2 separate regions of the Homo sapiens genome follow, and region 1 is linked to region 2. Evidence: read pairs that join two places in POLR2A ChIA-PET (ENCODE). Cell type or tissue: HepG2. All regions are shown on one strand. Each heading gives the region's core, and the rest is flanking DNA. Links, peaks and the distances in the headings are about the cores only.

What was found. ChIA-PET counts read pairs that join two places held together with the same protein. Peaks named below come from ENCODE experiments on the same cell type or tissue, not always from the same donor. Only the 100,000 strongest peaks of a DNase experiment are listed, where the experiment ranks them.
Region 1: POLR2A ChIA-PET joins it to region 2 with 8 read pairs; 10 of 35 experiments call an interaction of 5 or more read pairs at or near these places.

What each region holds. Positions count from the first base shown.
Region 1 is chr3:33,444,957-33,447,875 of GRCh38, forward strand. LOC124909363 (a long non-coding RNA gene) reads left to right here and starts at 1,597. Exons shown (of 2, transcript XR_007095862.1): 1 at 1,597-2,181. RefSeq lists an enhancer at 1,547-2,048. In HepG2, for the core only: no CTCF peak of the experiment used is centred there; a DNase peak (open chromatin) is centred at 1,536; H3K4me3 peaks cover 607 bases.
Region 2 is chr3:33,393,744-33,396,662 of GRCh38, forward strand. UBP1 (upstream binding protein 1) reads right to left here. Exons shown (of 16, transcript NM_014517.5): 13 at 2,419-2,537. It also overlaps a transcript of FBXL2 not described here. Among named protein-coding and RNA genes, the nearest start is that of UBP1, 45 kb to the right of the region's middle. In HepG2, for the core only: no CTCF peak of the experiment used is centred there; no DNase peak of the experiment used is centred there.

The sequences.
Region 1 (2,919 bases), core at 247-2,746, 51 kb after region 2:
GCTGGTCTTGAACTCCTGACCTCAGGAGATCCACCCACCTCGGCCTCCCAAAGTGCTGGGATTACAGGTGTGAGCCACCGCGCCCGGCCATGAGGGATAAATTTCTTTTTTTTTCCTTTTTTTTTTTTTGAGAGAGTCTCACTCTGTTGCCAGGCGGGAGTGCAGTGGCACAATCTCGGCTCACTGCAACCTCCACCTCCTGGGTTCAAGTGATTCTCCTGCCTCAGCCTCCTGAGTAGCTGGGATTACAGACGTGCACCTCTATGCCCAGGTTTTTTTGTTTTTTTGTGTGTGTGTGTGTTTTTAGTAGAGACAGGGTTTTACCATTTTGGCCAGGCTGGTCTCGAACTCCTAACCATGTGATCCACACGCCTCAGCCTCCCAAAGTGTTGGATTACAGGTGTGAGCCACCATGCCTGGCCATGAGGGATAAATTTCTAATCATTGCTTCATTTATTCTAAATTATGGAAAAAGAGACAATAAATGATGTCTGTATCTACAAGACTGAAGGCCTCCTGGCAATGTTTTTTTTTAAATTTATGATATTGGTTAAGAGGAGTGGACTAAAGTTTTTGACTGATTATGAGGTAATAAAGGTATTAACATCAGTTATCTATATTGGGGTTTTTTAATTGTTTAATTTTTTTTTTTTGAGACAGAGTCTTGCTCTGTTGCCAGGCTGGAGTGCAGTGGTGCGATCTCGGCTCACTGCAACCTCCTCCTCCTGGGTTCAAGTGATGCCCCTGCCTCAGCCTCCTGAGTAGCTGGGACTATAGGTGCCCGCCATCATGCCTGGTTAATTTTTTTGTATTTTAGTAGAGACGGGGTTTCACCATATTGGCCAGAATGGTCTCGACCTCCTAACCTCGTGATCTGCCTGCCTTGGCCTCCCAAAGTGCTGGGATTACAGGCATGAGCCACTGCACCCAGCCTATTTTTTAATTTATTAAGGCACAAGGTTGTTTGTTAGAAGACTGGCTTTGAAATCTTTTATAAATAAAACTATATTCTATGAGTGCATATAAGACTTTTATTTATTTTTATTGTCTATAGAGGCATATGTAAGGAAAAAATTAAGAGGTAAGAGTCTCATGATGGTAGAGAAGTCTTGATTTGTGATCTTGGGAAAGTTGTCCATGTCTAGGATGTTGTCTGTTTTCAGAGAAAGTTTTTTTTTTTTTTTTTTTTTTTTTTTTCTGGTTGGTTTTTTGTTTTTGTTAGTTTTAGGTCTCTAATGGGTATATAGTTTTAAGAGTCTGGGCCAGGCGTGGTGGCTCATGCCTGTAATCCCAGCACTTTGGGAGGCTGATGTGGGTGGATCACCTGAGGTCAGGAGTTCGAGACCAGCCTGACCAACATGGAGAAACCCTGTCACTACTAAAAATACAAAATTAGCCGGATGTGGTGGCACATGCCTGTAATCCCAGCTACTTGGGAGACTGAGGCAGGATAAGTGCTTGAACCCAGGAGGTGGAGGTTGCAGTGAGCTGAGCTCGTGCCATTGTGTAAACGCACCAATCAGCACCCTGTCAAAATGGACCAATCAGTGCCCTATCAAAACAGACCATGCGGCTCTCTGTAAAATGGACCAATCAGCAGGATGTGGGTGGGGCCAGATAAGAGAAGAAAAGCAGGCTGCCTGAGCCAGCAGTGGCAACCCGCTCGGGTCCCCTTCCACACTGTGGAAGCTTTGTTCTTTAGCTCTTTGCAATAAATCTTGCTGCTGCTCACTCTTTGGGTCCACACTGCCTTTACGAGCTGTAACACTCACCGCGAAGGTCTGCAGCTTCACTCCTGAAGCCAGTGAGACCACGAACCCACCAGGAGGAACAAACAACTCCAGATGTGCTGCCTTAAGAGCTGTAACACTCACCGCGAAGGTCTGCAGCTTCAGTCCTAAGCCAGCAAGACCACGAACCCACCAGAAGGAAGAAACTCTGAACACATCCAAACATCAGAAGGAACAAACTCTGGACATGCCGCCTTTAAGAACTGTGACACTCACCACGAGGGTCCGTGGCTTCATTCTTGAAGTCAGTGAGACCAAGAACCCACCAATTCCAGACACATTTTGGCAACCACAAAGGGACTATCACCTATTGCCAAGCGGTGAGACTATCGCCAAGTGGTGAGACCATCGTCTATCGCTGAGCAGCAAAACAATCGCCTATCGCCAAGCAGTGAGTACCATCGGACCCCTTTCGCTTGCTATTCTGTCCTATTTTTCCTTAGAATTTGGGGGCTAAATACTGGGCATCTGTCAGCCAGTTAAAAGTGACTAGCGCGGCCGCCGGACTAAAGACATGGGTGTCAGGCTTTCTGAGAAAGGGCTCTCTAACAACCCCTGACTCTTCGGAGTTGGGAGCGTTGGTTTGCCTAAAACCAGCTTCCGCTTTTCCTGTACTTCTGGGCTGAGCCGAGGGTAGACAGAGAGGAAAGTATGCAACTCCAGGGTCCTGACAACAAGTTGGTTGACCCTGGGGCCATGAGCAGAACTCTCAAAGGCATGTCGCCCAAGCGAGACTCGCCCATCTATCCTATCTATCCTGACTCTTGCCCCCTGGGTCCTAATGCCTGCCAGACAAACTTCCTCTCACCTCTCTTCTCTGAGGTTAGTCCCACTTCTAAAAATTGCTACCTGTCTCTGGTGCTTTTCTCATTTCTCCTATAAGAATGATTTCTAGTATAAACTCCAGGACTCTGTTACCTTCTTTAGGCACCTGGGCTCCCCAATCAGAAAGACATAATTTTTGCCCAAAGCCCGTCATAGTGGGGACTACCTGGAATTTTAGGATCCCTCCTCAGACTAATAGGCCTAACAAAAGCTATTCCTGAAGCTAGGATATGGGGAGCCTCAGAAATTGTATCCTTCCTATTCACATAAGTGAGGACAAAAGGCGTCACTCTTCCAACCCTGG
Region 2 (2,919 bases), core at 132-2,631:
TTTATTCAATGAATATAGTTTCATGTATTCAAAATTTAAAAACAGGAATTGGCTGCAAATGGACATGGGGGATCTTCTTGAAATAATGGAACTCAAACTGAATTTTGACAATGGCTGCCAAACTCTCTAAATTGGCTAAAATACCATTATATACTTACAATGGGAGGACTTTATGGTATGTAAATTATGCCTGAAGAAAGCTGTTTTTAAAAATAATATATACTTCATGTATTTCTAGCAATATACAAAAAGAACCCTAAAAGAGTCATAGTTCTTTTTGTTTATTTTTTTAAGACAGTGTCCTTTTTTGTTGCCCAGGCTGGAGTGCAGTGACACAATCACAGCTCACTGTAGCCTCTGCCTCCCAGGCTCAAGCAATCCTCCCACCTCAGCCTCCTAAGTAGCTGGGACTATGGTGGGGGCACACGCCACCATGCCTGGCTAATTTTTATTATTATTATTATTATTATTATTATTATTATTTGTAGAGACAGGGTTTCACCATGTTGCCCAAGCTGTCTCAAACTCCTGGGCTCACGCAGTCTGCCCAGTTAGGCCTCCCAAAGTGCTGGGATTACAGGCGTGAGCCAGCACGCCCAGTTAAGCATTATAGTTTTTGATCCAGTAATCCTACTACTAGGAATTTATCCTAAGGAATAAAAGCTATCTGTATATGCCCCTCCCCCACAAAAAATTTTAAATAAAAGATACTATATGAAAAGCTAATATAAACAATGAAGTGTGATGCTTCCTTACAGAAAGCCCCAGCCACATTCCAGTGTTCTGCATTTTTGCTACACAGAACTTATCAGCAGACATCTGCACAGTGCACATCTGTAGTGAGTCTCACTCTTGTACGTCCTGCTCAATTACTGATTAAAGCCAGACATGGATCAGGAATATCATTACTGAGAACTTTGCTTCCCCAAACAAGGGGTCTGTGAGTATAGAAACCCAGAATTTTCCATTACATAAAAGAAGCTGGAACTAAAATTACAGTAAGAATATAGAAATGATCTAGAGCAGGTGTCACCAAACCACAGCCCATATGGGCCAATTCCTGCCCTCCACTTGTTTTTTTTTTTTTTTTTTTTAAATAAAGTTTTACTGGAACAGCCTTATCTACAATTTACATATTGTCTATGGCTATTTTAGCACTACAATCACAGAGTTGAATGTGAGAGACCCTATGTATGATCTAAAGAGATGGAAATATTTACTACCTGACCTTTTACAGAAAAAGTTTGCTGATTATGGGAAAATATCCAATATTTCCCCATATCCCTCCACAAACACTCATGTTTGAGAATACACCTTCCAAAATATTATAATCTTGGCCATATCTAAGTGATGTATAAGCTCTTGATGATACATGGAGATCTCCTTTAAATTTTTATCCTTTAAGAATTTGTATACTTAATCTCAAAATTCAGAGCTTTTGAAGTCAAAATAATACCAAATAGAAAAGTTCACAGTAGTGATGCTATCCTTCCAATTTTTCAGTAAAATTCAAACCACAAGACATTTTTCAGAGCTCTACCTATTCTTAGGGCAAATAACTGCATCTCTGAATGCCATTAACACATCTTTTTTTTTTTAAAGTTCTGAGCATGTTGCCTTTGTTCTACTTCAGAGTATGGAAAGAAGGAAATGTTACCATATATCCATACAATAAATGAGAAAATATATGCCTTTTAAAATGCTTGCTTTTTTTAAGGGCCATATTTAGAGGTGAGAAGAGGGAGAAGCCAAGATTATCTCTGTCCTAATCCAGCACTATACCGTACAATTAAATGCTCAGGATGAGAAGCCCTCCCAAGATAACGTACTGGGTAGTATTATTTACAGTGACATAAAAACACGGCACCAGACGCGCCACACAAGGTGCACAATGCTGGCCGAACACTTGTCAGTGACAAGTCCACACACTTAGGACTATTACATGCAGGCACTGTTGCACATATGTTATGCTTTAAGAGTTCTCCCCATACCTAGTCAGGAAAATTGAAAAAAAAAAAAAAAAAAAAAAAGAAAAAGGAAAGAAAAACCCTCCTGCTTTTTTGTTAAGCTGCCAGTGTTATATTCATCATTTCAGTAAATCTGACCAAAAAAAAAAAAAAGCCAGAACTCAATGCATTCAAGCTAGTTTTTCCACTTGTTAGATATTTCCGGCATGAAGGGCCACATGAAAAACAGACCCATAGTGTGGCTGCAATGACTGAGAAAGAATGCCAGTTTCCTCTTCTCCCAAGGACTTCACCCTAGAGCTGCCACCTCTCATTGCTGTCAAGGCTCCCACATGAGCAACTTGGCATTCCTAACACAGCAAGAGTTCTCCAAAGCCTGCTCAATCGAGTCCTTTCCGTTTCTGTCTGACAGTCTCAGAAGTGACAGAATTGAGATGCCCTCAATACCTACCATAGGGTGCCCCACTGCCATTCTCGCTTGCACTGCTTGCAGCTTGCTGCTGCCCTTGCAGCACTGTGCTGCTTGGCTGCTCCCGGCAGACATAGATGGTTAAACGGGGTCTAACCGACCTGCAATCAGAAGATGCCACTGATGAGCCTGGGAGAGAAAGCTGCCTTACACATGTACAAATATGACAACTACAGGAATCTAAGTTCTATTTCCTTATGAGAACTTTATAATGTTATTTCGTTATACAAAGTAATTTACTAATAAAAATATAAAAACCACACACCTCACACCAACTATCACAGGTGGTCTAATATGATGATCCAGACTCTAAACCATTGAGATGGTCTGTCAGATGCTGGTAAATTTAAGTTTCAAGATTAAGTCAGCAAATTAAAAATCAGTAAGATTCAATTTTAATGGAATTCTCACACCACAAGTATAGAAAGAGCAATGATAGTAAATGGTTCTTACAAGCCAGCACAATTTACAGTTTCTGTCATT